Linked DNA regions of Homo sapiens: regions 2, 3, 4 and 5 are each linked to region 1. The links are chromatin loops, found by intact Hi-C in ENCODE. Cell type or tissue: endothelial cell of umbilical vein. All regions are shown on one strand. Region 1 overlaps DGKI (diacylglycerol kinase iota). Region 2 overlaps CHRM2 (cholinergic receptor muscarinic 2). Region 3 overlaps DGKI (diacylglycerol kinase iota). Region 4 has its middle 180 kb from the start of CHRM2. Region 5 overlaps LOC349160 (a long non-coding RNA gene).

Evidence for each region. Hi-C counts contacts between places; a loop is a spot of excess contacts. Peaks named below come from ENCODE experiments on the same cell type or tissue, not always from the same donor. Only the 100,000 strongest peaks of a DNase experiment are listed, where the experiment ranks them.
Region 2: a loop joins it to region 1, with 3 times the contacts of the local background. A loop is called at or near these places in 2 of 110 quality-filtered maps.
Region 3: it touches region 1 in a loop (4-fold over the local background); 2 of 110 quality-filtered maps call a loop at or near these places.
Region 4: a loop joins it to region 1, with 6 times the contacts of the local background. A loop is called at or near these places in 2 of 110 quality-filtered maps.
Region 5: it touches region 1 in a loop (11-fold over the local background); 2 of 110 quality-filtered maps call a loop at or near these places.

What each region holds. Positions count from the first base shown.
Region 1 is chr7:137,589,796-137,594,795 of GRCh38, forward strand. All of the region lies in intron 12 of DGKI (diacylglycerol kinase iota), which reads right to left. Among named protein-coding and RNA genes, the nearest start is that of PTN, 250 kb to the left of the region's middle. RefSeq lists enhancers at 641-1,141, 1,142-1,642, 1,276-2,475. In endothelial cell of umbilical vein, a CTCF peak has its summit at 2,671 (motif pointing left); DNase peaks (open chromatin) are centred at 1,976 and 2,656; H3K27ac peaks cover 1,332 bases.
Region 2 is chr7:136,923,225-136,928,224 of GRCh38, forward strand. All of the region lies in intron 2 of CHRM2 (cholinergic receptor muscarinic 2), which reads left to right. The region is part of intron 2 of LOC349160 (a long non-coding RNA gene); the gene reads right to left. Among named protein-coding and RNA genes, the nearest start is that of MIR490, 23 kb to the left of the region's middle. In endothelial cell of umbilical vein, no CTCF peak of the experiment used is centred here; DNase peaks (open chromatin) are centred at 2,007 and 2,567; H3K27ac peaks cover 1,676 bases.
Region 3 is chr7:137,506,776-137,511,775 of GRCh38, forward strand. The region is part of intron 21 of DGKI (diacylglycerol kinase iota); the gene reads right to left. Among named protein-coding and RNA genes, the nearest start is that of PTN, 170 kb to the left of the region's middle. In endothelial cell of umbilical vein, no CTCF peak of the experiment used is centred here; a DNase peak (open chromatin) is centred at 2,216; H3K27ac peaks cover 1,448 bases.
Region 4 is chr7:136,685,241-136,690,240 of GRCh38, forward strand. No RefSeq gene overlaps it. Among named protein-coding and RNA genes, the nearest start is that of CHRM2, 180 kb to the right of the region's middle. In endothelial cell of umbilical vein, a CTCF peak has its summit at 2,657 (motif pointing left); no DNase peak of the experiment used is centred here.
Region 5 is chr7:137,088,837-137,093,836 of GRCh38, forward strand. All of the region lies in intron 1 of LOC349160 (a long non-coding RNA gene), which reads right to left. Among named protein-coding and RNA genes, the nearest start is that of MIR490, 190 kb to the left of the region's middle. RefSeq lists an enhancer at 4,515-5,000. In endothelial cell of umbilical vein, a CTCF peak has its summit at 2,746; a DNase peak (open chromatin) is centred at 2,735.

The DNA of each region.
Region 1 (5,000 bases):
CAAAGAAGGAAGAAGGCATTCTCCTTAAAACTTCTCTAAGAGACAATCATTCAACCTCTCCTTTATGATTTGTGCTCCCAAGTCAGCCCGTTTTCTTTCAGGCAGATTTAAATTAGACATTTTTCTTATGCTCACTTGAAATATGTCTCTCTTTTCTGGGTAAAGAAAATGCTATGAGTTTACACTTTCAATATCCCATTTCACTCAGACACAACAATGATAGAAAAGAAAAAAAGAAAGAAAAAAAAAAAAGACGCAGCTTCAATGGGCCAGAAAAAAAATACAAAGTGGCAGAGCTGGGGTAAAGGCTTGGATCAGCTTGGCTCCTGGTCTTGCAAATAGCAGAGGAAGCTGGGATTTTGGCTTGCCTGATAATGGAGAAATAAAAGTGTGTGCCCTACTGACAGCAAGCTGTCCTGGAGCACGGCTCTTTCATAGCAGGGAGGAAGAGAGGAGGAAGGAATGTGAAAACCAGTCTGAGGTCATGGCCCACAGAAAGGTGGGACGTACTATGGCTGAAAGAAGCCCAGAAAGCCTCACTCTGGTAAGTGCTCAACCCGACTTCCCAAAAGCCCAGTGACATACCCCTGCCATCTCCCCAGGGTGGAGCCATAGGAATCTATAGAAAAACCCAGCTCTCATCTGAAAGTCCTGAAAACAATTCAATATTACTAGAAACCAAAGGGATTCAGAGATAGAAAAGTAAAAATTAAATAAAACAACTTCCTGTGAAGATGAGCTTGCAAAGAAGAAACAATTCCACAGTGCAGGAGGAATGCTAATACTAAAACAGATGGAACGTTAGGGGGTTAATTCACTGCCCATGGAACACAAACAATTTCCAAATGACTCTGAAGTACGTGACGTATCCCACAACTTCTATGAATCGATGCTGTGTTGTTGTTTTTTTTGTCTTTTTTGAGACAGAGTTTCACTCTGTTGTCCAGTCTGGAGTGGTGCAATCTCAGCTCACTGAAGCGTCTACCTCGTGGGCTCAAGCGATTCTCCAGCCTCCGCCACGCGAGCAGCTGGGACCACAGGTGCAAGTCACCACACCAGGCTAATTTTTGCATTTTTTGTAGAGATGGGGGCGGCTTTTGCCGTATTGCCCAGGCTGCCCCCAAACTCCTGAGCTCAAAGTGATCCGCCCGCCAAAGTGCTGGGATTACAGGCATGAGCCACTGCATCCAGCTGATGCTGCGTCTTCTAACAGCCCTCATTCAAATCTTCTAGGCTGTGTTCCTAATTGTTTTCTCAGAGAAGGTTGTCAGGAGTTCTCGTGATACTGAGCTACGATTCCTCACAAAGGCAGAGCCCACAGGGTGCCTGGATTTCTCACCATCTCTTCTCCTTTTACCCTTGGTCTATGCAGAAAAGGACAAGTACACAGTGTGTGAATGTAAAGGTGCTTCGCCTCTCATCAATCAATTTGCTTTATGAACCGGATAAATAGATTCTTTCTCCTTTTTTCTGTAGCCAAATGATCAAATATGTCATTGTCTCCTGAATATAAGCAGAAAATCTTGCATTTCATCATTCCATCACCCTTGGAGTCATCAAAGGCCTCCTGCCTTTCACAGCACAGATTTTGTTTTGTCTTGAAATTCTCCCACAGACAACCAATATTAGGCTAATAGTTCTCTGGCTGAGGTGGGTCTATATCGCCCCTCCACAGCTCCTGAATAGTTTTTTTCAGCCAGCAGCTCTATCAGCATTCCCCAACAGCCAGCATTCCCGGAAGACAGCACAGCGCAGAAGTGTGGGGCACCGAGCTGAGCGGCAGGGAGCTCAGCTCCACCACAAATTGGCTGGGTGAGTTTAGGCAAGTCATTTAATCTCTCTAAGCTCCCCTCACATCTGTACAGCAAGAGTAATAATAATGCCTGACTTTTAGAGTTGTTTCATCAACTCATGTGTAGACATTGCTTAGCTAGTGCCTGACAAACAGGAAATGCTAAACTAACATTAGCTACTATGACTCAGCTAGATTTTGCTACCTCTTTCCAACCTTCCTCAATAAAGGCCCAGTTTCCTAGAAGAAAAATGCCCTCTTCCCATTTCTCCACTTAAAGTTGAGCCCTGAGTTTGCAAATCAGCCCCACCTTCAGCTGCCATCAAATCAGAAAGCGTTTCTTTTGCAGACTGTAAAGAACAGTAAAAGCAGAGGTTCCCTGCAGTAAAAAAGGGGCTATAAAAAACAAAATGGAAACAAATACACACTTACAATAGCAGGAGACATTAAAAATCTTGGGAAACAATCTGTGTCTTTGTCCTTAGAGAAAAACTTTACAAAAGATCTTAAAGCTGTTACTGGAAGCTCTGTCTTTACAGTAATCCGGAACCCGTTTCCACCTGAAGTCCAGACTGCACATTGAAAGGTTCTATGGGCAGGAACTCTGCCACGGCTTTCGTATTTTCCCAAATCATCTCCACCAGCTCACCTAGCACCCTTTCAATTAAATTATTTAATTAACTGCAACTTATTGCACTTGGTATATTTTCCACCAGAACTGAAGAAAGTTATCCTGATTGGGCCTAATGATTTTCCAGCTTGCAAAGTTCTTTCCTTCCTTCCTAGGAAAAGCAGGGCTGACAGATTGAGAACACCAGGTCCTCCGCTTTGTCCCTGAGCAGCCATGCACAGCAGCAGCTGGTCAATGCTGCCACCATCTGTCCGTTTTTAGCATTAGTTGTCACTGAATGTTTACCAAGTGCATTTTGAGCAATATTTTCATTCTGCAGTATACTAACATAAGGGGTGGCTGAAGGGTGGAGATGACAGCAAACTGATATTTTCTTCCAAGAGAACAGATGCACGTTGCGCTGCCTTGTAGTACATGCAGGCCAAAAAGCGAAGGACACTCACGTTTGGAAATCAAAGGAAAACAAGAGTTTTGCTGAGCTCTGAAAGAAAATGACCACACAGTATTGGATGACTGGGGGACCCTTTTGAATATGTGCACAATAATTCTTCCTTTTGATATTTTAATGTATGTTTGCACTTAATAAAGCCAACATGTGTTAAAAGAAATGTGCTTAAAATTAGCCCAAAAGAAATCAAGATAAAAATCAGAATATGACCTTTTCTTGAAACAATATAGAATCCACACTGAAGGTACACTGTGTGCTTACTCAGTGAGAGAGGATGAAATATAACTAGGCTGAGGATGAATGAGGAAAGGGGCTTAGGATGAGGGATTGTCCCTATCAATTAAAGGAAAATAATACTTCCTTCTTTGCATTGGCTGTGGTGAGTCAGGGCATGGGGATGTCTACCATTTGGGATGCTTTTTCATCTAGAAAAGCCAATAGAACAAGAAATAAGCATGAAGTGGATGGCTGGAGTCAATTTAATGTCAGGCCTTTTGGAAATAATTAAAATGGTTAAAGGTGGACTTGCAGATCCAGCCAAGTTCACCAAAGTCAGGAGCCAGATAGATAGGGACCATGGGTCACACACCTTAAGGAACCATAATGAGAGTACGTGAGCCTCAGGAGATCAGTTCATGTGCTCGTCAATATTTCAGCAGGGTGACAGCCATTAGGAGTTGAATAGGTGTCAACGTGGCCAAGGAAGTGAGAAAATACAAATTTATCACATGACCAAAGACAGGCTATTTCTCATTTATAAACATGAAGGTTTGAGATCATTCTTGAGTGAGCTGAATTTATTGCAGCCAAGAGATCTGAAAATGGGATCAGACCATCTGACAGCTGTAACTATGTGACAGCCTCTGAACTGTGCAAGCCAGTAACAAAGAGACTACACCTGCACTGTCCAACGCAGCAGCCATTGGCCACATGTGGTGATCCAGCACTCGAATATAGCTAATCCAAATTGGATGTGCTGTAAGTATAAAATATATGCTAGATTTTGAAGACTGTACAAATAGAACATAAAATATCTTAACAATGTTTATAAATTAACACATATTGAAATGATACTATTTTAGATAAATAAAATATATTATAAACTAATTTCACCTGCTTTTTACCTTTTTAAAAGTACCTTCTAGAAAATTCAAAATTGTACAAATGTGGCTTGCATTAAAGTTCCCTTGAACAATAGCCTATATTATTATAATGCTACAGCTATAAGAACCTTAGAGATCTGAATGCATTTCTTTGTAGATTCAGAAGGTCTCAAAAGAGGTTAAGGAACCTGCCAAAGGTCACAGAAATGAGAGCAGAACCACCTCTTTCACCTCCACTTCCAAGTGCATTATTGGGGAATGTTTCCCTCTGCTTTCTCATATTTTTTTCTTTCTTGAGACAGAGTCTCACTGTGTCACCCAGGCTGGAGTGCAGTAGCACAATCTCAGCTCACTGCCACCTCCACCTTCTGGGTTCAAGTGATTCTCCTGCCTCAACCTCCCAAGTAGCTGGGATTACAGGTGTGCACCACCATGCCCGACTAATTTTTATATTTTTAATAGAGATGGTGTTTCATCAGATTGGCCAAGCTGATCTCAAACTCCTGACCTCAAGTGATGTGCTCACCTCGGCCTCCCAAAGTGCTGGGATTATAGGCGTGAGCCACCACACCTGGCCTTTCATGTATTTTTTAAATAATATACAATTAAAGTAGCTAATATTGAAGCCTAAGAACTTTTTTCCAAAGTAATGCAAACTTTCTATACCTTAAATAATACTTTCTATACCTTAAATAATACTCTTAATTTAAACTAATACGGTTATGGGGTAATATAGCCTCATCCCAGTCAGTGAAAAATATTCAATTTCTGATTTCTCCCTAAGCTTTGTCACTTTACTGGCAGCATTCTGCCAGCTTCTACAGTGACAGATGTGCTCACTAACGAAAGGCTGAATACCTTGTGTCAAATATATACCTGAATTCAGAATTATACTCCACTTGCCTAAAGCCAGCAGTTTTCTTCATGAATTCCTCAGGCTGTTTCCTCTATATAAACTCTGCCTCCGCCCACAATTAAAAGTTTCATTTTCTAAACTAACAAAACAAAAAAAATCAATCACATACC
Region 2 (5,000 bases), 670 kb before region 1:
AATGATTTAAAAAAAAATACAACTGATACTTATTAGCTTTTTTTTTTTTTTTTCCTACTGTGGTCAGTAAAGATGTGAAATTCCCAAGCCAGATTTTGTGTTCTGGTGACCACAATAGTCATGTCATGAACTGTGTACATTCCTCACACCCTCCCTGGAATGTGCTCCCTGCTCTGTCTACACAAACGGATCAGAGGATTCAGGTATGAAATTTCCTTGTTAGCCAAGCAACTGATGAGCTGTTTCAATCCAATCAATTTTTTTTTTACCCTAATTCAGCCAATGTTAAGCACAGAGAGTTGAGTAGCTTCTTAGAAAGAATTGGTCACTTGACACAAAGAGACTTACACTGCATTAAGGAACCCCCAAAGCTACAGAATAGAATCCACACACTAAAATCTCAACTTGCATGTGCATATACCATGTATCCTAATGATATTTTCATTAGTGTTGCAAGTGCCTTTTTTATGTTTTTATTTTAAAAAGACTTTCATAATTTAAAAGACAAAAATGGTGTCTCATGCTTTTAATCCCAGCAAATTGGGAGGTCTAGGTGGGAGGATTGTTTGAAGTCAAGAGTTCAAATCCAGCCTGGGCAACCAGGCAAGAGCCCTGTCTCTACAAAATTTTTATTTTAATTAGCTAGGTGTGGCGGTGTGTGCCTATAGTCCTATCTACTCAAGGAGACTTAGGTGGCAGGATCATTTGAGTTCAGGAGTTTGAGGCTGCAATGACCTATGATCATGCCACTGTTCTCTAGCCTGGGTGACAGAGTGAGACTCTTCCTCTAAAAATAACAATAAGTAAATAAAATAAAATTATTCTTAAATGAGATAAACTGCACTTTTAAATTCTCATCTTCTGCAAATAAGCATGTTAAAAATAACTTCCTGTCTGTTCACCCAAATACATATGTTTCCTAAGAAACAACATGTGTGTGCAAATGTGGTATGTACACACATTATTTCTTTTTTTTTCAGTTGTATGTATTTTTTTTATTATTATACTTTAAGTTTTAGGGTACATGTGCACAACGTGCAGGTTAGTTACATATGTATACATGTGCCATGTTGGTGTGCTGCACCCAGTAACTCGTCATTTAACATTAGGTATATCTCCAAATGCTATCCCTCCCCCCTCCCCCACCCCACAACAGGCCCTGATGTGTGATGTTCCCCTTCCTGTGTCCAAGTGTTCTCATTGTTCAATTCCCACCTATGAGTGAGAACATGCGTTGTTTGGTTTTTTGTCTTTGTGATAGTTTGCTGAGAATGATGGTTTCCAGCTTCATCCATACACACATTATTTCTAATATTCCTATTAAATACCACCCCGCTGATACTTTGCCCAAAGGTTGTAGGTTTATAGTCACTTTCACATGTTGGGATCAGTAAATGTAAAATCACAGATTTGTCAGTGGAAGTGATTCAAACAGCTACACAGGCAGACTCCCCATACAACATGGTGGTCCCCTCTGCTGCCAGTGGTCACTGACACACTGCTTAACACCTCCAGCACTGTTTCATCCTTGCCAACACTCTGCTCCAGGCAGCCCCAATTGTCATGAAGCTCCTTCTTATGGTGAGCCACATTTTGCTTTTCATAACTTTCATCCGTTTTTCATGGTGCTATCTTCTGGGCGTAACACAGAGTATTTCATAAGGAGTATTAATATTTCATTTATTCTTCTTTGAACTCAGCTCTTACACTCACATCTACTCTGCCATAGTTTTATAATCATTTGTTGACTCCTCCATTCAGAAAGCACTTATCAAATTTTTACTGAATACAAGGTATTGTGTGGTGCTATAGAAGATAAAATAATATAAGCTATGATCCTTCCCTTTAAGTAGCTAATATGCAGTAGTCTGTTAATGTCCCACTTAAAATGCAACATAATAAATGGAAATAACCCTCCAGATGTGCTCTGAGCAGTGCTGACTGTAAAATGACCGCTACTTCTCATAAACCAAACTCCCCATTTCTACTAATGAAGGCTATGTTTATGTTGGCCTTATCATAGCTATCCAACCGGATGCCAGATATCCGGTTGCTGGCCAAGTAGAAACTTCTATCTTTTTTTATCTTATCTAGTTAATCTAGGTACTGGTCAAATTCATGTCTAGACCTTTGGGTGTTATCAACCCCATATTTCTTAGAGAAATTTGGGGCTCAATAAAGTTGTATAACATATACTTAATACTACAGAACAATTAAGTGGTAAGTAAAAGGAGATCTAACTTTTCAAAGGGTATGTTAATTGATTATTCTTTCATTTTGTCCAAAAACAAAGAACAATGTAAAACTATAAACAGCTTTTTTTTTTCTAAATGGGAAGTCTACAATAGAAAATAAGGGGTGTTTTGAGATAGCCATTCATGACCCTCCAATATCATGTAAGTAAGAGAGGATCCCACCCCATTGACTGGGTAGTGGGAAACTAATCCCTGGCACCTCCTGTCTCTGCAGAAATATTCAGGGCTTTTTAGCTAAAACAGCTCTTGACTCACTTTCAAGTCTCCTTATCTTTGTCTCACTGCATCTCCTTTTCCTCTGCTGATTTCATGCCTGACACTCAATATTTCCTGGCATTGACTTCAAGCTTTTACTGAATGCTTGCCAGATGTAAATACACCTTCTATTTGCCTCCTGGGAGCAAAGTGCCTACAATTATTAGATTCTGGTTTCAGGCTTTAATATGGTGTCCCTAACCCCTACTTATAGTCTAGCTAGCCAGGCATGGTGGCTCACACCATAATCCCAGAATTTTGGGAGGCCGAGGTGGGCAGATTGCTTGAGTCCAGGAGTTTGGGACCAGCCTGGCCAACATGGTGAAACACCACGTCTACTAAAAATACAAAAAATTAGCCAGGGATGGTGGTGCATGCCTACAGTCCCAGCTATCTGGGGGCTGAGGCAGGAGATTGCTTAAACCTGGGAGGTCGAGGCTACAGTGAGTCCTGATCATGCACTCCAGACTGACAGTAAGACAGAGTAAGACCCTGTCTCAAAAATAAAATAAATAGATAAAAATTAAAAATAAAAATAAATAAAAATTTAAAATTAAAACATAAGATAAATCTAACTCAAATTAATTTAGTTGACATATTTTTGAGCACCTATGACGTGTCAGGCAGGAATAGACTGCTGCCCATAGAAAGGTAGAATCATAAACATTTTGGCATCACTGTCTGGGTTGAAGAACTGATCAATCTCTGTCCCAGTGTGGAAATCCATGCATTCTATTCCATCACATAAATCTATGTTTATAACTCTCAGATCTTGGACTTTGCAACATTTGACTATTTCTAACTAGGTACTCAGGTAAATAAGTTAAAAAAGGAGTCCTATTATTCCATGTCTTATAACTGAGGCAGTGGAGTTCAAATTTCTCATGAAAATGGTAGCATGAAACATTGCAAAGGAGGTGATAGGAATGAATTATATGGAAGAAATTAGCTACTTTTGGAAGAGAATTGAGACCCAGGAGTTTATTATATCTGTCTCAACTCCTCTGCGTACTATATACTCTGCTGTGAGCGTCCAGGAAACAGGCAGTCATTGTGCTTGCAATGCCTCCTGATGGTGCTCCTGCTGCAGCTGTCAGATGTATGGAGACATAATTGATGAAATTCTATTTATACCCAAAGATAAACTTAGAAAACCAAGCCATGCTGCCTAAACTAGCATATTCAGTGGATCCCCTTGTTGCAGTCTCTACCATCCAAGTGACAACATCTACAATACACATTTTCTATTTGCCTTAAAGTCACCAATTGCTTCATACCTTAGAATATGCTAATAGTGTAACAGGACGTCAGCTCCTGATGTCAGATGGCCTGGGTTTACATTTTTACTCTTTTCAGGAATATGATCTTGAGTAAATTTATCAACTACTTCATAAGCTATAATATGCAAAGCTCTTAAAACAGCACCTACATACACAGTAAGCACTCAATATGTATTAGTTGTTACTTTTATGCTCATTATTATTAGTTTATCTGCAGTTCAGACAGAGGAATGGGTGGTCCACCAGAAGGCTCTTGGGCCCAGAAACCTAATCTTCTGGATTATAGTCTCTGGTGTGCTAGGAGCGAACCAAGTGACTATGTGACCTTAGATAAATTGTTGAGCTTCTCTGAACCTCACTCCTTGTGTGTAAGTAAAATGGTGGTGGTGGTGTGGGTGTGTGTGTGTATGTGTGTGTGTGACAAGGTTTTAAATGCTAACATTTGTTTTGGCACCAAAAGTAATCATCATCACTACTAGTTGACTAGACCCTAGATAATGCAACTGAAAAAAAAAGAAGAGAAATATTATTAAGTAAATTGTACTCTTACAGATCTCTCAAGGAAGCATTAAGCCCCATGGGGCATATTTATGCCAGGATAGACAAATTATAAAATGAATTACCTTGTAACATGCTACCTATGAGCAACATTTCCAAAATAATGGTTTTATTCAAATGACAAGTTGTTTGAGATCGGTGTGGAAATGGAATCAATAGAATTCTATTTATTAGAAAAATCAGGTATACCTTCATTATTTTCATCACCAGGAAAAAATATTTAAATATAGGTATTGAAGGGAATTTTAAGATTCTGTGCAGAAAATTTCACCATGTCATAAGGATATTTAAGTTAGTTACTCCTAGGAAGCAGACTCATGATATGGACCCTGAAAACAGAATTATGAAATTTGGAGTATTTTTTATATGCTATAGTGTGTGTAATAAATAAATTCTATTAATCTGAATCAAGATTTGTCTTTACTTTTCATATATCAGCTCTTTTCCCAGAAACAGAACTGTTTCTTGCTCTGTGGCATTACTGGAGAGAATTTTGCGCAGAGTGGATTGGGAAAGGGACATTAAATGTATAAGAACATTAAAATACGAGCAAGAAAAAGAAGCAGAGGAAGGAGGGAGGAGCATTGGTGGAGAATCACAAGAGTAAGAACAAGAAGAAAGAAAAAAGTTGCCATAAATTGCTCTAACGGTT
Region 3 (5,000 bases), 83 kb before region 1:
CTGAAAAATAGTCTTAGTTAAAAAGAAACAGAAAAATCAAGAGAAAAAGAAAAGAAAAAGAAACTGTTCTGAGTTTTCTACAGACAGATACTTTGTCTATAGGAAATATAATATGGGAGGATGTAAAGACAAGTGGGATCTTTCTTTTTACCTCATTAGTTCCAAATGTGCCAAGGTTATCATGGAACTACAATTCTTACTTGATGGCTGATAAGAATTAGATAGAATCAGTTTGCAATATGGTATTTCAATCCAGTTTTTCCCTGCTGTGGGTCACAGGTCCATTTTACAACCACCTGGTCATCATTAATTTCCCACTGCTCACCTGGAACCAATGGGGAGCAACGAATGGGCATATTAGCATTCAAAAGGAAACATAACATCCCAAGAACTTTATACCTTGCCATGCCATGTCTGGGACCTGTCAGCAGTTTCACAACTCCTAGTCCTTACGATTAAAAGTAATTATAGAGTTTGGATTCCCTAGCTTGAGCTAAACCAGGTCCTGTCTATAGTCCATTAAAAATGTCATCCACAAGATAAAAGTAAATTATGTAGTTTTCATTGGATTCTATTCAAGGATAAGATTTCTGAGTGCTTTCCAGAAACTAACAGGTTCTCTAGAAATTTGGGTTTCCAAGTACAGATCCAATTCTGCTTTTATCATGATAGTATACTACCTAAGTGGGCAACATAAGGAACATGCAACTCACTTAAAAAAAATCCTCTTAAATGCTTATGGCATTGATAATCTTGAAGAGCAACTCATGGTTTCTATCTTCATTAATTTGGTAAATATATATTGCATATACAAAGAATTATGCCACAATATTTTTCACGTCTATAAGTCATTCACTTAATCATTTTAGCAAACGGGTTTTAAGGACTTTCTGGTGCTGGGGACAACTCTAGTGTCAGCAGTTGGTCACAGAAGGCTGAGTAAGACATGGTACCTGCCCTCAAGGAGTTTACAGAATTGGAGGAGGAGGGGAGTACATGAAAACATCCTACTGATGATATCTTTGTGGCAGGAATTGGATAGACATGTACTCCACGTGTTTAGAATCCAGAAGGGCTACACATTCCCCAAGACCAGACACTCTTCCACGAGGAGCTGTGAAGAAAATAAGGTGGTTTGACAAAAGGAACAAGAGTTTTTGAGACAAAAGGAAATTATCTCAGACCACCCTTAGGCTCTAAGGAACCACAGCATGAAAAGAAGAAAAGGAAATGTTCAGGAATTAGGAAGGTAGGTAGGTACAGAGTAGAGTAGGGTGAGGCTAAGACCAGAGGTTTGATTTTTATACTAAGAAGTTGAGACTTTATTCTCAAAAGGATGGGTAGATACTAATAGGTTTCCAACAGAAGGTGAAGGTTCCAGATGTATACTGACCAAAACAGCCTTCATGTTTCCCTTAGCATGATGGAACTTTAGACAGGTTTCTTTTTTTTTTTTTTTTTTTTTTTTTTGAGACGGAGTCTCACTCTGTTGCCCAGGCTGGAGTGCAGTGGCACAATCTTGGCTCACTGCAAGCTCTGCCTTCCCGGTTACTCCTTTCTCCTGCCTCAGCCTCCTGCGTAGCTGGGACTACAGGCACCCACCACCATGTCCAGCTAATTTTTTGTATTTTTAGTAGAGACAGGGTTTCACCGTGTTAGCCAGGATGGTCTTGATCTCCTGACCTCGTGATCTGTCCACCTCGGCCTCCCAAAGTGCTGGGATTACAGGCTTGAGCCACCATGCCCGGCCGACAGGTTTCTTCTTGATTATATGGCTCTGAACACTTGTTTCTTAGAGCATTTACTTTAGCAAACTTTCCATTGTAAATCCTTTCTCTGCCCCTTTGAGATGTATGTAAATCTGCTCCCAGACTCATGCCAAATTTTACAACCCAGGAATGTCTTTCTCCAGGAGCTAGAAGTCATTTTTTGAAATGTAAACATCATGAAAGACAGAGCCCCTCTCTCTCAGGCTCTGTGGGTGGGTAAGAGCCTAAATAATTATTGGTAATAAGAGACAATTAGCAAACACAGATGCCTAGTTACAGAAAAATCAAGAGAAAGGGAAAAGAAAAAGAAACTGTTCTGAGTTTGCTATGGACAGATACTTTGCTGATGAGATCATCCTGACATAGAACAATTATCAGTACCTATTTTGTTACTCATAGCATTCACATTACTCAGGAAGTCAAAAGGATGGTGGAAATAAGGAACTCAAGGAGGAGAGGCAGGGGAGTAGAGAAAAGAAACAAATTCCTAAGGGAGGATGTAAACACAAGTGGAATCTTTCCTTTTATTCTGTTAGTTTCAAATGTGCCAAGGTTATCAAAAAACTACAATTCTTACTTGATGGATGACAATAATCAGATACAATGGGTTGGCAATTGACCAACCTCCCCACAACATCCTCCAGTACTTTTCCACTCGCTCATCTCAGTGCCTAAAAATCTCCCACCTTTTTCTTGGACAAAATGTTAGAAAAATCATTGGGAGTAATACGGAAGACAAATTGATGAAAAATTAGGTGAGTGACTGGAGGATGAGTGAGGAAGCGAATACAGTCAATGAGCTGAGCAATGGTGAGGTCTGGAATAGAGGAGTGGCAGAAAGACAAGAAGGGAAGGGCATATGAGAGAGATACGAAGTCCAAGGAAGCAACTCCTCTGTGGCCAGTTGGATGGGAAGAGGGAAAAGGAGCAAGAGTGACAGTGAAGTCGTTTTGCATAGCTGTGGGGGTTACAACCTTCTGATACACTTACCTAACACCATGGACTTGTGGCCTGCTGAGCTGGAGAGAGCAAAAAAGAGCAAAGAAGGCGGCAGCAGAGAGACTGTGAAAATAATGTAAAATTAGTGAAAACTGTGATGATGGAGGACAAAGACCACTTGTCAATGCCTCAAAGGCAGTTTGATAACACCTAAAATACAAGAAAATGGTTTCTGAGTTAGAATGTGTTATAGACAGAATTGGGGAAAGAAAATTCTGAAGGCTGGAGAAGAAAGAACAGAAGAAAGAGAATGAAAGGGAACACTACACTCTCCAGGTGCCCATCGAAGCCCAGCCCACAACCCCTCAGGAGTTAGTAACAGATCCTTTTCTTTTTCTCTTTCCAAATCTTTGGCATTCATGACATGATAAATGGAAAAGCAGAAATGAGAAAGAAAATCCCAGGGAGAAAAAAAAAGGAGATGTTAAAGCCTGGTCTTCTGAACAAAGACAAAAGTTGTCAGGTGGAGCATGAGATCCAATCATGGATGCTGTTCGTAATGGCCTTTTTCCTACTTCTGATGACTGCGGTTCACGCATTGACCGTGGTTATCCAGGAGCAAGTATGGGCAGAAGGCCCACATACTTCTCTTCTAATACATAGTAGGAACCAAAGGTCCAGACCAAATAGTGCTATGACATGTCATCCTTGTCCAACTGAATATGTAAGTTTAATGACAATGATGTAAATGCCTACTTTTGATGAAGATAATTCCATTTCAAAGAAGGTTCCTAATGTTGCATGCAATAAAGTACTAGTACAACAAGATGATGTATATAATCTTTTGGCAATTATTCCTGGTGTTAAATGTGATATAAGCTTTTAACTGTGAGGTCCTAGCATGCCCTTGACAATGGAAATGAATATTCGTAAAATTCTTAGACACAGAAAGAACCACTACTGATATTTACTACCAGTGCTCAAGTACTTGGGAGGGAGATAACAAAGGCTTGACTGTGACACTGGAATCTTGGCTACATGGCCAGGCTAGCCAGATACATCTGAAAATCAAGATGAAATATTACATGTCTGAAAGGAAAGATTCACAACCATACCTAAAACTTCAATACTTGAAATGATGATTAGATACACTGGTCCAAATCTCTTTCACAATTTCTACATCATGCTGTCTGTTACACTGCAGGGTGATGGTCAAGGTCACCAACAACTAGATGCTGGGGACACATTCAGTCATGCAGCCTGGAATTTCTGAGTTGATTAGATACATGTGAAGAATTCATGACAGAAAAATTTTCTAAAATCAGCTGAAGGGGCCCCAAGCCTCTTTTGGGAAATAAAATGAATAAACAAATTATACATGGACAGCTTCTATGAGGAGATGTGAAATAGGGCAGTCTCAAACAAAGACATCCCTAGCAGCTGACAGCCTGGGGACATCTCTAATTCTGCTTACAGATGACTCCAGGAGACTGGCAGTGGACCAGTGATTCAGGAAACCCACTCGGTACTGAGAAAGACTGTTTTCCACCAGTGTGAACTAGGGAAAGCCTGAAGTTTTTATCCACGTAACTAGTGCATAAAATTGTGGTTCTGAGTCAATCTGCAAAGATGTTATTTTCAGATTAGCTTACACTTCCGCCCTTGATTCTGTTTAGTTCAATCAATGAATTGCTCTTATTAGCAAAGGCTACATTTTAACAGTGAAGGAAGAAATGAATATATAAAAAATACACATCCCATTGAGAATCAAACTCTGAAGTTTTCTCTGCTGACTATAGCGTCAGACTAGAAGTGACAGCCAGAAATTGAGGTGGCTTTATATTCAGGTTTCCACTTTTAATTACTCAAATTCCAAATGGAGAATATTTGGCTTGGCAATAATTCATCAGAAAGAACTTTTAAGGAAAGGTCAGCATTCACCTTTTAGGTTTCCATTTTACTTTGCTAATTCAGACACTTCTGAATAATCAACTTGTACTCCAATTCCCTGAATTTGGCATAGCAGGGAAATCAGGTTAAAAGATATAACAAGAGAAACACTTCAGAGCTAGCACTCACTGAAGCTGAATTTCCAGCACTTAGAACAGTCTTTGATACATAGTAGGTGTTCAATAGATCGTTGTTAAATGAAGAGTTGAATGAATGAACTCAAGGATTTTGGTATGTGGGTGGCTCTTTCTTGGCCTTAGTTCAAAAATCAGGTTATTAATACATAGCAAGACTCTGCTTTCGGAACTGAAGCAATGCATTCATGTTAGGATTGAGGCACTC
Region 4 (5,000 bases), 900 kb before region 1:
AATAAAATACAGTGTAAGAGGTGACTTGTCAATTGTAAAGACTTTGAGCAGAAAATATCAACTGAATTGTTACAGTACCACTACCATTTAGAGTATTATTATTGCTTTTTATTTTTAGTATTGCTAATGTTGAAAAAGCTAAGCATTCCCCCACTGAAAATTATTAGTGCTGATATTTCTGTAGGTAGATCCTGATGGGAGATTATTTTTTTCTCTCCCAAAGAGTAGCCAGGCACTTATCCATAAAATTGTCTAATATAATAATTATAGGCCAGCTACATATATGCCTCTTTTTTGTTGTTATAAACTGCTATTTGCATGTGCGTCAGTGGCAGAGTTTTTAGTGATTAGGCTGTTGTTTTTTCTCATCTTAGATCAGGGCACAGACTATTTGCTCATTCCGGAGGAGTGAAGCAGCTGACAGATCAGATGCAGCCAGCAGCTCTCTGTCAGCCTGAAGATGAAGGGGATACTTGCTGGCAGGATAGGGGCTCCAGCAGCTGTTTCAGCTGCTATTCACTCCGGAGTTCAGGGCATGTGTCTCACATTACCTGTCTTTCAAAGAAGTCATCTTCCTACGTGGAAAGAAGATCCATAAATCCTAAAGAACACAAAGGTGAAAGAGAGCAGTACACATTATACATGTGCTTCATTCTTCAATCTATGCCAGAGTAAGAGCCTCACTCATTGATTTCACCCATTCCCCGGGCACATCCAAATTGCTTGAGTTTCAGCTACTCCCAGTTATGCCAGACAGAACCGCAACACATCTGCTGTAATATCTTGCAGCACTGAAGTTGGTGTGTAATAGCAGAAAGGACACCAGACCAGAATCTAAATTATCTGGGTTACAGTCTCGGCTCTGTGATGGATTAGCTATGTCACCTTGGGCAAACACTTTCTGTCTAGACCTCAGTTTTTTTAAATACCCAAATCAGATGGTTGCTCAGATGATTGCTGAAGTGCATTTTAGCTCTGATTCTGTGATTTCTAAATGAGTGATTACAGTAACAGCTACAATGCATTGGACATACACTTTGGACTAGACATTAGACAAAGTCTTTTATATGGATTAAAATACTCCTCAAAACAGACCTTTGATGAACTAAGTGATATCATTTGTTCATCAGTGGAGATGAACAAAAGGAGAAAAGTAATGCTGTGTGACTTCCTCAGGGTTCCAGTTAGTATGGAGAGAGGTGATATTCAAGCCTATTTCTATTTGATATGAGAGTTAGAGCATTAATATGCAGGTGATATAAAAATAAAACCCTGTGGGACTAGGCTTCAAGGGACCCAGGTTGTCCTATAATTCCCTGTATTTAGAATTTCCACAGGATTGAGGTTTTTACCTGAATGTCTGGTATCAAGTGTCTCCCTCCTCCCACAGCAAAATGAAATTCAGCATAGTCTCCTTGGAAATTTAGAGGCAATTTTATAATTTCCTTTGGAGATTTATGTAAAAAGAAAATAGCTTTTATTTTTTCTGTGAATGTCTCAGTTTGGAATGCTACTCATACATTAACAGAGAAGGTGACAGGTCTTATTGTTAGATACATTTGCACATTTATAATCTGTTAGAAGTTAATCTTTGTTGAATTTTTAAGTATATTATTGGAAGCATAAAGTATATGAGATATTAGAATAAATATTTTAAAATAACAATTGTTAGCATTTTTGAAGAAAAAATGCCAAGAGATACTTTTATTTCTCATGTTTTTGCTTTCTGCTAAGAGAAAAATAAAGAAGTCAGAGTTGTTGGGAAAAAAATAAATAACAGGAGGTTCTAGTGGCTGATCCTTGAGGGATCTTTCTTAGTGGTCATAGACAGTTTACATCAACTCACTATTAGCTTCTCCATTTGCAAAAAGGGTAAATGATACCTACCTCACAAGTATGAAGATACAATAATATATGAACTCATTAAGTACCCTCAGCTATGTTACTAAAACAAATTTATGCCTAGTGTTCTGTTATTGGAATGCTAAGCATGTGAGAGTTATTTGTATCCTGCTGCTCAAGGTCATTGCCAATGTCTGATTTTTCACTCATGCAAAAATTTAAAAATTGCAACCTCAGGCATGAATGGGTTAACCTTCTCATGAGACTCCATATTACTAGTATCTCTTCTGTGTTATTCATTGAGGTCAGAATGATCATTATGATATTATATTACTTCTCAGCTTAAAACTTTTAATTATTCCTCTTTGTCAAGGAAATCAGTCTCCAGTTGTTGAGCCTGGCATACAAAATCTGTCCTGATCCAACTGGAGTTCCTCTTTCCTGTCTTGCATGTCCTTATGTGATAACCTGGCTTTCCCCTTCCTTGCTGCCTCACCAAGGGCCATAAATAGTCAAATTGAGCTTTCACTGTGGCTGATTCAGGCTAGAATCCAAGATCTCATCTCTAGTTTTGGATGAAGTATTCCATTGACCCGGAATTCTCCTCCTCTCTTTCTAACTGACATGCTGTCCTCATCTTTCAAGACCATATCAAATGTTCACTTTTCCTAAGGGCCTTCCCAGACACTGCCTCCCCAGCTAGCCCTTTTTTACTCTCCACTCTTAAGGCACGTGGTGTTGGGTCACCTACCATATGGCGTTCCAAACATTGGTCTACTCCATAAGCCTGTAAAATCCAGAACTGCATCTCTTCCTTCCTATATTGTCTCTTGCCCCCTGGTGGAGTGGACATAAATTGCAACAAACAACCCATCAAAATCATGTTAAAGTTCATTTTATCCAGAATCTTCAGAAGCTATCTTAAAGATTTTTCCAGAGTTTAGACATCTTTCATTCAAAATAGCACAACCATTTTAAAAAGTTGGACCTATAAGATAGAAATAACCAAATAAATTAGTTTTTTTTAGAACATGTATCTTGGCCCTTTGTAGAATATAAATGTATCATGTGAATGCAGCTGAAGAATGTCATGCATATAGTCATGACTTCATATGGACAAAAACAATTAATTCACATGAAAATAGAAAAATATTACATAAAACTCAAAATGTATAGTGACTTAAACATAACACAGGCATTTTCCTAACTCTCCTCTGAAAATCAGAATTTTTAACACACTTCTCCAAATTGACCATGTTATAATTTGATAGAAAATAATTTATCAGGAAACCTAGGTTGAACTTCAGCCAGGCATGTGGATTTTGACACAACTAGAAAAACTTAAGTTGAGAATGGTGTAGTAGCTCTTCTGAACAGATAATCTACATCTTCTACTTGCTTCTGTTATACCTCAGATTTTCATTTTTTTTTTTTACCAGCCTGTACATATTGAGTAATTTCCATTTGTAACAAGTGATCTTCATTCCATAAAAGTTATGGTATTCTTTCAACACAATCTAACCTTTGACAATATTTTTTTATCGTGGGTCACAGTCAGTTGCCTGCTCATGCTGCACAGATTGGACCAATGCAACATTAGCACCTGGTCACTCACAGCCTGGCACATGCCACTATTATCAAAGGTGAAATGTTACTACAGAATATGCTTCCACTGTTTACCATGGAATGTCTTTACATAAACATGATCATTCAAAAAGTATTTAGAACAGTTCTATTGCTTAGACATCTTCATATTTCCCTGCAAGCAAGGTTTAGAAATACTCTGTGTTGCCTAGTGCCATTGTTTCCATATCTTTAAAGATCATGATATTATCAGTAATCATGGGACGAATTTTAGCATTCATATTTGGAAAGCAGAAAAAAGTAATTCTGAGGAGTGATTAGATGAGCTGTGATCTCTGAGAGTGTATTTGAATAATATAACCAGAACCAAATGCCTTGACCCCTGCGTCTTTAATGTAGATGCCTAAACTGAGTGACTCTGATTCTTGTGCATAACTTTCATAGCATAACCTTTCTCCTTTGGCCCAGCCAAGTGTGTGGGCTACATCAAAAATTGTTTGCTATTTTCCATTTCACCCTTTATCTCTGTCACCATTGCTTCAAGTTCTTTTCAGCAGTTCAGTATCTGTTATCTTGTCATATTTCAAGTATCTTCTTACTGGGCTTTCTTCTTGCAAACTAACTGGCTACTCCTATACAATTATCTATTTTTATGCCTGGGTGGTCTTTCCATAGTGTAAACCTAACCATGGCAGTGTCCTAAAACCTTGAGGGGCCATATTCTTTTCTCTTTCTTTCTTTTTCCTTTTTTTTTTTTTTTTTTTTTTTTTTGAGACAGAGTCTCGCATTGTCGCCCAGGCTGGAGTGCTGTGGCATAATCTCAGCTCAATTCAACCTCTGCTTCCCGGGTTCAAGCAATTCTCCTCCCTCAGCCTCCCAAGTAGTGGGGAATACAGGTGCCCACCACTATGCCCAGCTAATTTTTTGTATTTTCAGTAGAGACAGGGGTTTCACCATGTTGGCCAGGCTGGCCTTGAACTCCTGACCTCATGATTTGCCTGCCTCAGCCTCCCAAAGTGCTGGGATTACAGGCATGAGCCACCGCGCCTGGCCGAGGGGTCATATTCTTTAGAACAGTGAAATTGATTAACCGATCTAATTCTCCAGCTTCAGCTCTAACCATTGCCTACACCTAGGAAGCATCATTTCAGCAGTGCTTGTCAAAGAAAACCAGAACTGGAAGGTCATTAAAGTGGTGAAAAACAAAATTCTTTCAAGATTATTGCAATAGGGGAGAAGAGTATAGGACTGGGCTCAATTTAGAATACAAGTGAGCAAGTGGGGATTTATAGCCCAGGAGCATTGTGGGGCTAGTATGAAAAATTACTAAGAGAAAACATCAAAAACATCAACAACATAATGGAGATTCTGGCTAAACTGATCTAACAAGATTCTTGCTGAAGGCAGGCCAAGGGGATCAGACATCCCCTGAGGGATGGTGGAGGATGAGGAACCTGATTAGGTATTGAGGGTGATGGGATATGAAGGGTGGGGTGTTCTGGTTGAATTGGCTTAGCAGAATTTTTGCCAAAATTAGACAACACAGACAAAAACATGGGAGTCTAAAAGTTGAA
Region 5 (5,000 bases), 500 kb before region 1:
ATCTTACCATGCTGCACTCATAGCATTCACCTGATAACCCAACTTTCAGCTGACAATTCTGTCCTACTTTTCATTAAGTAATTAAAATTTAGTAGAAAAAAAATGGTTCTCATCTTCCAACCACTCAAGATAGAGATACAAATGTATCTTTGCCCATCTTCTGTGTATGCCAGATAAACCCTCAAGCTTTTCTGAAGAATTCATGAAGAAACAAAATTGCTTCCTTTCGACCTTCAAGATACCCTACCACAGCTGGCTTTTTTCCTAGCTACAAATTTATAACAACAAAATTCACTGTTCCAAACTTTCTCTCCCCTCTTTCCACTTTCTCTTAGTAGTCTGTTTTTGTCTTTGTTTATTGACAGCAGCTAAATCTTCTTCATAAATGTAGATAAATTATTACCATGGTACAACTAACTCAATATTTCTGAATTGCCTTTTGATAATTCATTTCTAGAGTTGTCACTGAATCATTATTGGACTGAGTTCTACAATTGTAGCCAATAAAATTGTGTACTCTAAAGTCTAAATTGTACACTTTGAGAGAATCAATTTATCTTAGTTCCTCTGGTAAGTCTCATTTGTAGTAGGAATTCAATACTTCAACTCCAACATGCTAAATAGATACTTTCAGTTAATGTTTGTTTCTGGTTATAATGATGATTTGTGCATAGCTGATTTTTGTTCTTACATATTGCAAAAGTGAAGTAATCTGTCCTTTGATTTTTTAGTTTGATTATCTAGAGATTTCTGCAGACAACAGGGGTTTGGTCTCTGTCAGGTGACAGATATTAGGAATTTGAGTTTGTAAAAATGTAGTCTCTGTGTTAGCTTGATGTTTCTGATACTTTTGAAATTTGGGAGTGAGAAGTCATTAGTATTTTGTCCTTCCATTCATAAACAGACTCTGTGTTTGTTTTTGCTGTGTTTGCACCAATGTGGATTCCTCTAATTTTAAAGATCAGAGACCCCTTTTTTCCCTTCTCAAACTAAGATTTTTTTAAAAAAAAGTTTTTTCATTATGGCCATAATAGTTTTTAATATGTACAAAAATAAAATTTCAAGATCAAAGATGATATTCTTTTTCAATGACTTTTTTTAAGGAACTTTTTTTATGGTTATAAATCAAAAGTGTTACATCTAAGTGGAGCCTTAGAGTAGAAATGAAAAATAATTCCCAGAATGAAAAGAAATTACCTGTCCTTGATTGGAACACAGAAGTCTAAAAAACAGAATAATTCTATATTAAAGTTTCTTGAGACATTTTATTAAAGCTGTATGAAGAAAACAGAAATTTATATCATCAAATTAAAATTTTTTAAAATTAGGGATTTTAATAGACATAATTTTTTGAAAATCAACAGCTTTATTGAGGTATAATAGACATATAATAAGCTACACGTATTTAAGGTGTATAATTTGATGTTTTGGTATAGGTATACATCCGTGAAATCATCACCACAATTAAGATACTGAATCTATCCATCATCTGCACAAGTTTCCTTGTACCACTTGGTAATTACACCATCCCTCCAAAGCAGATAACCCTTGATCTGCTTTCTGCCATTGTACATTAAGTGGCATTTTCTAAACTTTATATAAATAAAAACCTACAGTATGTATTGATCTTTGTATAGCTTCTTGCACTTTACATAATCACCTTACGTTTTTATTATGTTATAATGTATAGCAATAGTTCATTTTTATTTCTGAGTACTATTGCACCGTACGGACTAGGACTGTCTGTTTATCCATTCACATGTTGATGGGCATTTGCATTATTTCTAGTATTGGCTGATACAAGTAAAGCCACTAGGAACATTCATGTGCAAATCTTTTTCTCTTGGTAAATACATAGGAAGGGAAACGTTGGATCATATGGTAGGTGTATGTTTAACTTTTTTAGAAACTGACAAATCATTTTGCAAAATGGTTGTATCATTTTATATTCCCACAAGCAGTCTGTGGGAGTTCCAAGTTCACTACTTCCTTGCCAACACTGCGTATGGTCAGTTTTTAATTTCAGACATTTTTAGTTATAAGATATCCACTTAGTTTTTAAAAATGTACCTTCTAGTTTCTTGCTGAGACTTTCTCTTTTTTCTTCATCTGTCTCAAATATGTTCATAACTGCTTGTTGAAATATTATTGTGACAGCGCTTTAAAATCCCCATTAGACAAATCTAACATCTGTCATTTCAGTGTCGGTACCTGTTGATTATCTTTTCTCATTAGAGATTGTCCCGATTCTTGGAATAATAAACAATTTCAATTAATACCATCATTTTGGGTAGGATGTTGTAAGACTCTGGTTTTATTAAATGTTCTGTTTCAGGATGGCTCCTGTAACATTGCTTCCACAGTTGAAGGAAGGGGTCACAACCTCATTACTTCCAGGTAGGAATGGAAGTCCAGTTCTCTCCTCAGTAACAAGAAGCCCCTCCTCTTTAGGTGCCAATGGAGGCTGGCATATAAGAGGGAGAGGCTCCTTGTTACTGCTGGGTGGGTGTAGGAGTTCAGGCTCCACTCTAGACTTCCACTGACACCAATCTGCCTAGGAAGGTATACCTTATTACTATTCCCACCTGGCCTCCTCCTAAACTATGGTGATGTCCTTATTACTGCTGAGAAGTACTGAAAGTCTTGATGCTCTACTAGGCCTCCTCTGATAACCCTCCTACAGGGAAGGGGAAAAACTCCTCATTACTCCCAGATAGGGTGAGAGTCCAGCCTCCTCGTATGGTCTCTGCTGACCCCTCTTGGGGAATGTGGCTTGTTACTGCTGAGTGGGGCATAAGTATTCACTATCCACTAGGTCTCCTCTGACACCCACTGATAAGGAGAATGAAGTGCCTTTTACTGCTGGGTGCAGGTGGAAAGTTCAGGCTCCTCACCACATGATCTTTACAAACACAGCGGAGAGGCAGAGAAATGGCATTTTTTACTACCAGTCAGGGTTACTGGAGGTAAAAAGAAAACCTAAGAAATTCCACAGGTTCCAACGTCTTTATCTGGGTTGCCTATTTATCTCCAACTTTCAGAATCATTATGCTTGTTTTATACAAGTGTGTCTATGGTTTTAGCTATACATAATGCAAGGAATAGGGAAAATTATGCCTACTCCATCTTCCTGAAAGTGGAAGTCTATTTTTGAGTCTTGAGGACTTTTTCTATATCTTGAATAAAAGTCCATTATCAATTGTATGATTGCAAATATTTTCTTCCAGTTTGTGAATGTACTTCTTATTCTCTTAACAGTGTCCTTTGAAGGGTAGCAGTGTTTATATTGTATGAAGTTCACTAAATTTGCTCTTTTACATGGTGGGCTTTGGAAGTTATGTCTAACAAAGTGTTTTCTAATTCAAATAAAGTTTTTTTTCCTGTTCTTTGTTTATACGTTTTATTGTTTTAGATTTTACATGTAGGTCCATGATCCAATTTGAGTTGATTTTTGTATATAGTAAGTGGTATAAATAAGAGTTAATTTTTTACGAGTATCCAATTATTCTGGCAACATTTGTTGAAAAGAATATTCTTTTTTACTGAGTTATCTTGACATCTTTGTGCTTCCATATATTTCTTCGCTCTCTATTTTGTTCCATTTTTCTATTTGCACCAATAACACATGGTCTTGTTGACTAAAGCTTAAGTCTTTAAATCACATAATGTTAGTCCTCCAATTGGTTCTAATTTTTCAGTTTTTAAAAATATTCTAGGTCTTTTACATTTCCATGTAATTTTAGAATGTTTGTTAATGTCTACCAAAGAAAAAAAAGCCTGCTAATTTGTTGGTTGGTATTGTACTGAGTCTATAGATCAATGTGGAGATAATTTATATGTAAATAATAATTGAATCCTCTGACTCATGAACACAGTATATCTCTCCATTTTGTAAGATCTTCCCTAATATCTCTCAGCAGTGTGTTGTAGTGTTCTGTATACAGGTCTTTCATATCTTTTGTTTGATTAGCTCTTTTGTCATATATTTGCTGTTATTTTGAAAGTTATTTTATATTCAATTTCTAATTTTTTTGACATTATGTATAAATGCTATTGATTTTATTGTATTAAATTTATATCCTGTATCCTTGCTAAACTTATTAGTTGTAGTAGATTTCTTTTGTATATTCCATGAGACTTCTCTGTAAACAATCATGTAAAAAGAGCCACAATGGCCAACTAGGCATAGCCAAGAAGAGCATCTCCCACTGAGAGACCAGAGCATCAAGAAGACTGGCATTCCAAGCAGATCTTCAGAAGGAAGAGTAGACAGAGGGAGGGATAAAGGGGGAGGAAGCTGAGAACCCTGCACCAGGACTCATTCCTGGAATCCAGCAGCTCCTGAAGAAGTGATGAGTTAAATAGGCAAGGAGTGATCAAGTCTCACTATGGACCTCCAGAATCCTAGCTGCAGGAGACCCAGTAACCCCAATGGATGTATGAGCTGACAAGAAGAGCTGCCTAGAGAGGTGGAAGGAACAGGACTCCAGCCTGTGTGGAGCACAGAGACTTTGGTGCAGGAACAGCTGCAGTGGAGCACAGCCAGGGACACCCATCCCACAAGGCTTGCCACGTTTCTCCAAGTGGTTTTAGCTTTTGTTGACTGTCAGACCCGGACAAAGCCAAGCTGTCTTGCCTGTATTCTAGGGCCAGTCTGATTTGAGCTCCCTCATCTGCTAGCCTCTCCCGGAGTCCCTGTGTGGCCACACTTGCTTGCAGCACAGCTTCTGATGCCCAACTGGAGCATTTCCTTGCAGCCACCGCCATAGCTCTTTTGCCAGTATACCCCACCTAACTGTTGGAGAGCTTCAAAAGATGGGCCCCCACTGATGCACACCCACCCACAGCCTCCCACCACCACTTTGCTGGTGCCCACTTGCCAACAGCCTCCCCATACCGCTTTGCTTGTGTGCATAGACCTCACTGCCCTGCGATCACCAGTACACAAGTATGACACTGCCATGCCACCACCCCACTGCCACCAGCACATGCACACGTGT